Linked DNA regions of Homo sapiens: region 2 is linked to region 1. Evidence: chromatin contacts called from ENCODE Hi-C or POLR2A ChIA-PET data. All regions are on one chromosome and are shown on one strand. The core of a region is the stretch at or near the end of the contact, and the rest is flanking DNA. Distances in the headings are between cores, read along the strand shown.

Region 1 (5,592 bases), core at 1,399-3,898:
TTAGTAGAGATCTGGTTTTGCCATGTTGGCCAGGCTGGTCTCGAACTCCTGACCTCAGGTGATCCACCTGCCTCGGCCTCCCAAAGTGCTGGGATTATAGGCGTGAGCCACCGTGCCCGGCCCCCATCCTCCCTTTTCTACCCTATCCCGTTTCCCCGCCACTTTCTTTCTCTCCTGCTCTCCCTCCTCTCCCTGAGTCTCCTTGTTGGTCATGTCTTGGGCCCAGGTTCTAGGGTCTCTGTAGGATGGGTCCCCAAGGGTAGGTTTGCCTAGCCCTTTAGAAAGTCCAAAACCTACATGCCCTGAAAGGAGGCAAATAGATTTGTTGCTTATTTGTCCTCCAAGGGGGTCCAGCTGCTTACCACCCCCCGCCCCCAGCATGCCACCAGGACCCCTCCCAGGGAGTTTTGTTCAGGCCTAGATTCCAGGTTTGACCTCACCTCCCCGACTCACCCCCTTTCTCTGCCCAGAGCCATCCTGGCCCCTGGCTGCTCCTCAGATGCTCGGGTCCAGCCCAGCCCCATTCTCTTCCTGCTGTGATCCATGAGCCCGCTCAGGCCCCACTGTCTTCATGGACCCTCCTCATGGCCTTTTCTGAACCCCCTGCTGGAAGGCACCGGCCCATCCATCCCGGCTCTTTCTGCCCTGTGGCTTTGCCTGCTGCTGTGTTGTCTGTCTCCCTTTGCTAGAGGTAAGCTCTGTCTTCCTGTGCCCTCCGTCTCCACCGCCTGCCACATGATGGGGGCTCGTCAGTATTTATGGAATGAATTTGGGGACATTGGTGCACTTTTTTTTTCCTGCTGATGCCTTGGATCAAAACCCTCTGAGTGCACAGGCTTACTGAGGGAAAGCAGAGGGGCTGCTGGCACCGGTGGAGGTGGTGACATCTTGAAGGTTGGAGGTAAAAGCCCAAAGAGACTGGCCAGCTGGGACAGGTACTTCTGTAGGGTGAGAGGGGGTGTCCCTGGAGTCCGAACATCAGCGATGAGGCCTGAGCTCAGCCCTGGCTGGCCGCTCTGCTATCTGGTGCCAGGCTCTGTGGATGAGTTTGGGGAACCTTGGGTGGTCACAGTGGCTGGAGCCAAGCCTTGGCACCACCAGGGGGTCCCACCCAAAGCCAGTTTCTTGAGCAGAATGGATGGCAGTGGAGGTACCAGTGGCGCTCAGCATCTTTGCAGCTTCGATGAGTGGGCCCTAAAGGTGTCCTCTGGGCTGGTGTTGGCTGCCACCCATCACAGGTGTGGGAGCGGGGCAGCCACTGCTGGTAAACCTCCTGTGGGCTTGTCAGAGGAGACCCCAGGCAGGAAGTAGGCTGACAGGCAGATCAGCACTTTAAAAAAATATGCTTCATCGAAATAGAAATTATATCTGGCTGGGTGCAGTGGCTCACGCCTGTAATCCCAGCACTTTGGGAGGCTGAGGCAGGCGAATCACCTGAAGTCAGGAGTTCCAGACCAGCCTGGCCAACATGGTGAAACCCCATCTCTACTAAATATACAGAAATTAGGTGGGTGTGGTGGCAGGTGCCTGTAATCCCAGCTACTTGGGAGGCTTAGGTAGGAGAATCGTTTGAACCTGGGAGATGGAGGCTGCAGTGAGCCGAGATCATGCCATTGCACTCCAGCCTGAGTGACAAGAGCGAAACTCGGTCTCAAAAAAAAAAAAGAGAGAAAGAAATAGAAATGATATCTGGAAGAACCTACCCATTTTAAGTATATACTTCAATGAGATTGCACAAGGGAGGGTCTGCTGGCTACACACAGGGAGCTGTGGCTGCTTCTGTCCAGCCAGTGGAGTGGGAAGGAGCTGCTGTGGGCTCAGGTGGGGTCAGGAGGACCCAGGACATTTAATTCCCAAGGTTTCATGCCCAGTCGCCCACTTGCCTTTCTCTTCTGGTGGGCTCCCAGTTCCTGTGGGCAGGTCGGCTTCTTGACCCCCAGAAAAGGGGCTTCTTTAGGGAAGAGGGGGAGGCCTTTCGGTCCAGCAGTGTGCAGATCAGGACGGCCTCACTGTCACAGAATAATTGTTACCAAAATGAGGCCTGCTGCTGAGAACTCATTGAAAATGGGCCCTAACATAGCAATATTGAGAATGTGGGGTGGCGGGGGTAGAGTCTAGATGAGTCCTTCACTTTGAAGAAGAAAACCACAATCCTAAAAATAGGTGGAATTTTATCCCGTCAGTAACTGTATTTAGAATGTAATAACAACATTGCATGAATTCTTAGAATCAACAAGGAGGGAACCAAGTGTTATTTTTTACTGTTGGGGGTATGTGTAATTTTTCTGATAAAATTAAATGATTACACGATGCCACATCATTCATGTAAGGTTTCACTTTATAGCATGATGATAAAGAGTCATTTTGCAAAACCCCTGGAGCCCGTTTTTGGACTTCTTGTGCACTCTCTGATGGTCAGAAAAGTTCCTTTGGAACTTCTTATGTGGTCTTCCTGGGCTTTCTTCACTCTCATTGTGAGCCAGCGACTCCTGGGTCTTTATTTGTTTATAGCTTTGCCTGGCAGCCAGCTGTGGTTCTCCAGCATCACTTTCACTGATGTCATAAAACCCTGCATCTTTTGCAGGATTTGCAGTTTCCTTTTGCAACTGATTTGCTTTCCGTTCACCTTGTGTTGTGACTGTGGTATATTCAGGAGCGTGAGATCCATAAAGACATGGAGGGGACATTAGCAGGTGAGCTGTTTGAGCAGGAATCACTTTAGAAGTGGCCAGCTCATTTGGGGTATTTTGAAGACAATGACTTTTCTTCCTTGGGGTACTTGGGTAACAGGTAGTGGTGAAGTGGATACTGAAGAAACATTTTAAGATGTGTCTTTGTTCTGGGAGATGCTGCTGAGTAGTCGAGACCAATCTCACTCCTGAGACAGGCAGGGTATGATTGAGACACGGTGTCAGGGTGCTGTGGGCTCTCGGTTTTCCTCCCGTACATCTGCTTAGGTCCTTTGTTATTTCTCCTCTGCCTCCTGGGTTCCGATGGTTTGGGGGTGCCAGCCCCCACCTGTGGGCCTCTTCTCTTCCTGGTGATGTCACTTGTGTCCTTTGTACCATCCCCACCTCTGGATTGCACCCGGGTATGGCCACTGTCTCTTTGCCATTGCTACTTGGATCTAAAATAACACCTGAAACTACACATGTGCTGAACCAAATTCCTCATCTTGCCCCTGTAACTGGTTCCTCCCTCTCTCTCTCATCTCAGCTAATGGCACCTCCATTCTTCCACTTGCTCAGGCCAAAAACTTCGGAGTCACTCTCCATCCTCTGTTTCTGTCTCACCATCCCATCCAGTGGCCAGTCTCATTGTTCTGCCTTCCAAGCCTCTCATCCTCACTACCCTCTCTGCCACCACCCCATCTAACAGACATTTCCTCTTTCACACACTTTACAAATGGTATTTTCTTTAGTCTTCATTCAACCATATCAGGCATGTATCCTTCTTTTTCATTTCACAAATGAGGATGTTGAAGTTCGGAGAGGTGAAGTCTCTTGCCCAAGGTCACGCAGCTGGTGAGTGGCAGCGCTGTGTAAACCCAGGCAACCTGGTTCCGGAGGCTGTGCTGTTAACCAGCACTCTGGTTTAAGGCCTTCTCCTCTTTTGCTTGGCCTGTTGCTGTAGCCCCGTCACCTCCTACAGTCCTTTTTGTCCACAGCAACCAGAGCGATCTTGCTAACCCCACCTTAGACTATGACACTCGCCTGTTCACTTCTTCTCCCTTGTGATGCCCCTCCTGGGACTCCTCATCACACTGCAGTGAGAGCGAGAATCCTTTATTGAGCCTGCTGCTCCATGGACCCTCTAAACACAGCCCGGCCTCTAGGTTCTTGCCTGTGCTGTTTCCTCTACCTGGGAAGTCCTTTCCCCAGATCTGCCCCTGGCTTGGTCTCCTCATCATGCTTTCAGTTCTGTGCTCAAATTTTCCCTTCTCAGAAGACCTTCCCTGGCCGGCCATTATTTTAAGCCAGACCATCCCAAACCTTTCCTCTACATTTAATGAGACTTTCTCACCACTTTAACAGGACATATTCATAGAAATGGATATATGGGTGTATTAGTCCATTTTCACGCTGCTGATAAAGACATACTCGAGACTGGGTAATTTATAGAGGTAAAGAGGTTTAATGGACTCACAGTTTCACGTGGCTGGGGAGGCCTCACAATCATGGGGGAAGGCAAAAGGCATATCTTAGGTGGGCAAGAGACAATGAGAACCAAGTGAAAGGGGTTTCCTTTTATGAAACCATCAGATCTTGTAAGACTTATTCAATACCACGAGAACCGCATGGGGGAAACTTCCCCCATGATTCAATTATCTCCCACTGTGTCCCTCCCACAACACATGGGAATTATGAGAGCTACAATTCGAGATGAGATTTGAGTGAGGACACAGCCAAACAATATCAGTGACCCAGCCTGACTTTTTCCTTTGCTAATTGTTGACTGAGTCACCCATGAGGACCCTGAGACTCAGCAGGAGAAGGACTTGCCAGACATCTGTGGCCAGGTCAAGGCACAGGTGGTCCCAGAGTCCAAATCTCCTGAGCATTGGCTCCCCTGATTTTTGTATAGTACAAATTCATCACCATCTGTAACAGGGTAAGTCATTTAAAATCTGTGGGCCTCCATTTCCTCAATTGTAACATGTTGCTGTGGTTTGAATGTGTCCCCCAAGGTTCAATTGTTGGAAACTTAATCCTTAATGCAACAGGAAATAGGGCCTAATAGGAGGTGACTGGGTCATGAGGGCATGCAAATTCGTAGCAAATTCATAGCTAGACATTCTCATCTGAGCTTCATAATAGCTCCTGGAGGTGGACCCCTTCCCTGTTTTCAGAAGAGGAAGGGGGAGTCCCTTACCCAGGATTCCACAGTGAGTTTGTGGCAGGGCCTGGGTTCAAACCAGGCTGTGTGCTTTTCTAGCTATAGACTCTTGGTGTGGCCATGAAAAACAAATTAGGGGGATGAGGCAGGGGGTGTCTGACTTGGGGACTCTTCTCTGCACCAAGTTCAGAGTTCTTCTTGGGTCTTCTTTTGGGGAGGAGTGGGGTGTCAGCTGTAGGCCAGGGGCTGCACCATTGTGGCCCATGAGTCACATTCCTTGTGTAGTTGTGCATTGTCTGGCCAGTAGGTGATTTGGTTTGGTCAGCACAGGGCTTTAAGAAACTTTTTATTTTGAGATAATTGTAGGCTTACAGAAAACTTGCAAATATAGTACAGAGTTCTTGTACATCCTTCACCCAGCTTCCCATTACGTTGACATTTTATATTACTGTAGTATAATTACCTAAGTACAAAGTACTTCTTTGTAGTAGAAAAAATTAATCTTGATACAGTACTATTAACTATAAGATTCAGTAGAATTTTGTTAGTTTCCCTACAAACGTTCTTTTTATTTTCAGGATCCAACCTAGGGCACCATGTTGCATTTAGATAGCATGGCCCCTTAGTCTCCTGTAATCTGTGAGAGTTCCCCAGTCTTTCTTTGCCTTTCATGACCTTGACACTTTTTTGAAGAGTCCTGGTCAGGTATTTTGTAGACTGTCTGCCACTTTGGACTTGAGCTTATGCGTAATTAGG
Region 2 (5,592 bases), core at 1,205-3,704, 63 kb before region 1:
ATGGTGGCTCACGCCTGTAATCCCAGCACTTTGGGAGGCTGAGGTGGGTGGATCACCTGAGGTCAGGAGTTCGAGACCAGCCTGACCAATATGGTGAAACCCCCGTCTCTACTAAAAACACAAAAATTAGCTGAGCACAGTGGTGTGTGCCTGTAGTCCCAGCTACTCAGGAGGGTGAGGCAGGAGAATTCCTTGAATGCCAGAGGCGGAGGTTGCAGTGAGCCGAGATCCCGCCACTGAACTCCAGCCTGAGCGACAGAGCGAGACTCCAACCACCCCCCCTAAAAATGTTATATATCTATACATATAAATGTACAAGAAAAGGTCTGCAAACGTCTGCGAAGCAGCATCCCAAACTGCTGATGGTAGTTATTCTGGGGGGACTGGTGGGTGCCAGGTGGTTATCCAAAGGTATTTTAGCCTTGCAGGAGACTATACTCATGTATTACTTGTGTAATTAATAAGTAATAATAGGCCGGGTGTGGTGGCTCACATCTGTAATCCTAGCACTTTGGGAGGATGAGGCGGGCAGATTGCTTGAGACCAGGAGTTCAAGACCAGTCTGGGCAACATGGCAAAATGCTCTGTCTACAAAAAAAATATAAAAATTAGCTGGGTGTGGTAGTGTGTACCTGTGGTCTCAGCTACTCGGGAGGCTGAGGTGGGAGGATCAATTGAGCCTGAAAGGTTGAGGGTGCAGTGAGCCACAATTGTGCCACTGGACTCCAGACTGGATAACAGAACGAGAGCTTGTCTCAAAAAGAAACAAAAAAAAAAAAAAGAAAAAATGTAATGATATCGAGAAATTGGAACCCTCATATAGTGCTGGTGGAAATATAAAATGGTACAACCACTTTGGAAAACTGTTGACAATTTCTCATAAAAGTTAATCATATGACTCAGTTATCCCACTCCTAAGTATTTGCTCAGGAAAAATGAAAACCTACATCCATGCACAGACTTGGCCAATATTTATAAGTGGCTCTTTCATAATAGCCCCAAAGTGGAGACAACCCAAAAGATTCTTGCAGGATGAACACACTGTGATTTATCCACACAATGGGACACTACTCAACAATGAAAAAGAACAAGCTACTGATACGTGGAGAAATCTAAAAACATTGTTTATGTTGAGTGAAAGAAACCAGACACAAAAAAGCACATAGCACATGATTCCAATTACATGGCAGGCAAAACTAATTTATAGAAATCAGAAGGATGGGGGCTGACTGGAAGGGGACCCGGGGGAAATTTCTGGGGTGAGGGGAATGTTCTAGATCTCGATTGGAAGGGTGTACACACGGGTGTAGACATTTGTCAAAATGCATTGAGTCATATATTCCAGACATGTGCATTTCACTGCAAGTAAATTTCACCTTAGTAATAATATGAAAAAACACCACCAAAGCCTGGAAAGGAATACTCTGACAAGTTAAGAGTGTTTTATCTCTATATGGTGGAAATAGAGGCAATTTTCATTTTCTTCTATATGCTGCTCTGGGTTTTCCAAGGTTTCCGTGATGCACACACATTCCTTTACAGAGCAGAAAAGAGTTTCAAAAACAACACGGCCTATACATTATAGATAAAGCATATGTGTCTCTTTTGTGTGTCTTTTATTTATTAGTCATTTGGGGAGGGTTTGTTTTTTTTTTTTTTTTTTTTATAAGAGAAGGAAGAGGGAGGGCAGGGCAAAGAAAGGAATCCTCTCAGTTTTTTCAGAGCACTCTCAAAGGCCCCCTCCTCCATGAAGTATTCCTTGATCTCTCCCCCAAATCTCTGCCTCTGCATAACTCATCTTAACTCCACTCTGACCCAGAAGGACAGGGTGCTTTCCTATTCTCTGAGAGCCTAGAGCACAGAGCTTTGCACAAGGTGTCTTGTTGGTCTGGGATCCTAGCACTGTCTTTTTAAGAAAGCCCCAAAGCAGGCCCCGGGTGTGGGTAGGCCCCTTGCTGGTCATATTTTCCACCCACCGCTGAACCTATCCCAGGCTGATGAGGAACTGAGAGGGTGACCTCCTAGCCCCTGGAGGGTAGGAACACATACTTAGGGGACTCCCAGAGGCTTTGTAGAAACTCCTGCCTCCCCTTGAAAGGTCAAGCAGCCATCTCTGGCCTGTCCTCTCCTACTTTTGGGTTTTCTTCGCCTAGAGTGAGGCACGTGGGTGGGTGGGGGCTGCAGCCGGCTGTAGACGGGAGTGTCCAGCAGGCACATGTTGCTTCTCTCCTGGCCCTCTGGTCCCCGAGGGAGCTCTGTTAACACTCCCAGGCACCCCATCCATGGGGCTGGGAGACTGTTTGCTGGGGCCACCTTTGGCTGGGGAGCAACTGGGCCACTGGCATTGTTTCTGTCTCCAGCAACACAATAGAAGTTTTGCTGGGGTCCAGGGAGCGTCTACAAAGTGCTCTCCTTTGACCGCCAGGAGCGGCTGCCTGGCTTTTAATCTCTGGTGTGGAGTGGGCAGGGCAAGACCAAGGTGGAGACTGTTGTACTGTAGGAGGGTCGGGCTGTTTTCAAGGGGAGTGGTTGTGTGAGATGAACGAGGTGCCAGACAGCAGGATGGTGGGGGAGGAGACAGCGAGGACATCCCCATCTATTAATATAAGGTGGGCTGGGAGACCACCAAGCCAGAAGTCAAGTTCAAAAACCTGCTGGAGAAAGGAGTGAGAATGGACAGAGGATAAGACCACCTGCAAGTTCTTTCCTCTCCGCCGTGAAATTATATGCGGGATCCTCCCTTGCACTTCTCCCCTGGGCCAATCCAAGCCCCACTGCCTGCAGCCCCCTTTCTGGACATGCACCACAGCCTGTAGCTAGTCTCCTTGTTTCCTCTAGGCCAGGCTTTGATTTATTGGCTATGTGACCGTAGGCAAGTTTCTGTAATTCTCTGTGCCTCAGTTTCTTCATCAATAAAATGGGAATGATTATGGTGCTGACCTCATGGGGTCGGTGGGAGGACTTAATGAGTTAATATATACGGAATGTGCTTAGAACAATGCCTGGCACACAGTATCTACTATCAAAGTGTTAGCTGTGATCATTTTTATTATTATGGGCCATCGTCCATGCAATAGCCTGTGAGACCATTTAAAAACCTGAGTCACATCATGTTACATCCTTGTTTAAATTCCTCCCCTGGCTGCCCACTGCACTTAGCATAAAATCCACACATCACTTTTGAGGCCCTGCTGGATCTGCCTGTCTCCACATTACCACCTCACTGGCCTCCTCGCGGCTTCTGGAAAGCTCAAATTTGGTCCAGCCTTGGGGCCTTTGCACTTGCTATTTCCTCTGCCTAGAAAGCTCTTTTTTTTTTTTTTTTTTGGAAACAAGGTCTTGCTTTGTCACCCAGGCTGGAGTGTAGTGGCACAGTCACGGCTCATTACAACCTCAGCCTCCTGGGCTCAAGTGATCCTTCCACCTCAGCCTCCAGAGTAGCTGGGACTAAAGGCATGGACCATCACACCTGGCTAATTTTTTTGTATGTTGTAGAGACACTTTTCGTCATGTTGCCCAGGCTGGTCACAAACTCCTGGCCCCAAGCAATCTTCCTGCCTTGGCCTCCCAAAGTGCTGAGATTACAGCGTGAGCCACTGCGCCCAGCCTAGAAAACTCTTCTCATGCTTTGCAGAGTTGGTTTTGGCTGTGCATTTAGATCTCAGCTTATTTATTACCTGCCTATGGAAGCCTCCCCTGATCACCTTATCTAGGTGTGTGCCTCCCTGTATTTTTCTATGAGAACATCCTGTTTATTTCTTAGCTGCTGTCAGTTATGGGTTAATTGTTTAATATCTCCCTCTAACCGGAAATATAAGCTTCACGAGGGATGGAACTTTGTCTTAGTCACTGTGTTATCCCCTACATCTTGCATAATGCCCAGTGCATAGAGGAGCTTAGTAAATGAGAGTTCGTTACATGAATGAATAAAGGAATGGAAAAAAGACTTGAGGATCACTCATGAGAGAAATCACATAGATGGCGATGCCATTTATCTAGTGAATAAAAGTCTTTTGGGGAATGTGGCAGATAATTGATTCAAGTTGGGACACATTTTTAAAGTGCTTGTAGGACTGCTTGGGAAGATGTCCATTAAACATCCCACGTAGGTCTGGAGTGATGTGAGAAAGAAGGTTATAGCTGGAGTCATGTTTCTGGAAGTTTTACCATACAAGCAGTATATCCATCAAGATGACTTTTGCTATAAGTAAATGAAGACTGAACCCAATGTGTTTTATGCAATGTGTCCTGAGATAGGACAGTCCCAGGGTTGGGTAATTCGGCTCAAGAGCAGCATTGAGGATCCAGGTTCCTTGCATCTTTCCATCTACCATGATGGCACGGTCTCCGTTCGTGGGTCCAAGTTGGCTGCCATAGCCCCTAGACATCGTGCTGTCACAACAACATCCACAAGCCACAAGAGCAGAACAAGTCACTTTCCTTTCCTGTATCTTGTTTTGAGAGGGAAGAAGACCTTCCCTGAAGCCTCCAGCAGATTTCCATCAAGTCTTATTGGTTAGAAATGAGTCACATGCCTCTTCATGATTGGCTGAATTTCATTAAGATCTGCCTGCTGGGGGTGAGGAGGGTTCATTCTCTCCAGAAGCATATGGTGGCCAAACTTGGGGTTTCAATAGGGAGAAGGGGAAAATGTTGCTGGTTTGCAACCAATGGTGTCTTCAATGGGTGTAGAAGATAGAGTCTGAGCACATATCTGCTGCCAGAGAAGGCCAGTAGAACATGGCCGTGCAAGGGAATGGGGGGTACAGGGTATCCCAAATATTTCCTGCAAAAAGCATGTTTTAAGAAGGAGAGAAATATCACTGTGCTGAGTGCTACTGAATAATTGAATATGATAAGGATGGAGACACAGCTACTAGATTTTTTTTTGAGACAGGGTCTTGCTGTGTTGCCCAGGCTGGAGTGCAGTGGTGCAATCACAGTTCACTGCAGCCTCGACCTCCCAGACTCAAGTGAGGTTTCTACCTCAGCCTCTCAAGTAGCTGGGACTAGTGTTGCATGCCACCATGCCTGGCTAACTTTTTTTAAATTAATTTTTTAGATAATATGTTGCCCAGGCTGGTCTTGAACTCCTGGCCTCAAGCAATCTTCCTGCCTTGGCCTCCCAAAGTGCTGGGATTACAGGTATGAGCCACCATGCCAGGTCACAGCTACTAGATTTGGACTTGGCAGTCCAAATTTTTGACCTTGATGAAGGCAGTTTCAGTGAAATTATGGATTTTTCTGAAATCCACATCTGCATCCCCACTCTTGCTGTCCAAACTCCATGCCTCACCATTGCTTGTCCGGATTCTTAGAACAGCTTTCTCACTGATCCCTCAGCCTGGAGAAGACAGGTATATTGCAAAGGACTTTCCATGCCACGCTGAGCAAACTATAATTACTTTAGTCAGCAGTAGGGAGCCAGTGAAGGTGCTTGAGCACAGGGATAAGTAACTTGATCATGTTTGCCCTTTATAGCATTAACCTGGCAGAGTGTTCAGGAGGGAATGTAGACTGGTGAGTCTGGAGGAGCCTCCCTCAATTCTTTGTTATTGCCTAGCCAGCATTTATTTCTCTTCTTGTAGTACT

What was found. Hi-C counts contacts between places; a loop is a spot of excess contacts on that map. ChIA-PET counts read pairs that join two places held with the same protein, here RNA polymerase II (POLR2A). Pooled maps may share reads with other maps.
Region 2: a pooled map shows a loop between it and region 1 (9-fold over the local background). The contact joins two enhancer-like sites. A Hi-C loop is called at or near these places in 1 of 168 maps with a recorded cell type or tissue (GM12878), 15 of 37 single-sample maps with no recorded cell type and 14 of 50 pooled maps. POLR2A ChIA-PET finds 5 or more read pairs at or near these places in 3 of 52 experiments (activated B cell, activated CD4-positive, alpha-beta T cell and activated naive CD4-positive, alpha-beta T cell).

Annotation. Positions count from the first base shown.
Region 1 is chr20:48,780,992-48,786,583 of GRCh38, reverse strand. The region is part of intron 1 of PREX1 (phosphatidylinositol-3,4,5-trisphosphate dependent Rac exchange factor 1); the gene reads left to right. Among named protein-coding and RNA genes, the nearest start is that of PREX1, 44 kb to the left of the region's middle. RefSeq lists enhancers at 2,490-2,539, 3,240-3,329, 4,750-4,799. Within about 2 kb of position 2,648, at least 7 of the 41 ENCODE cell types and tissues checked have a DNase peak (open chromatin) inside an H3K27ac peak, as active enhancers do; they include GM12878, where a contact is called at or near this core.
Region 2 is chr20:48,843,438-48,849,029 of GRCh38, reverse strand. It overlaps a transcript of PREX1 not described here. Among named protein-coding and RNA genes, the nearest start is that of PREX1, 18 kb to the right of the region's middle. RefSeq lists an enhancer at 2,037-2,316. Within about 2 kb of position 2,454, at least 5 of the 41 ENCODE cell types and tissues checked have a DNase peak (open chromatin) inside an H3K27ac peak, as active enhancers do; they include GM12878, where a contact is called at or near this core.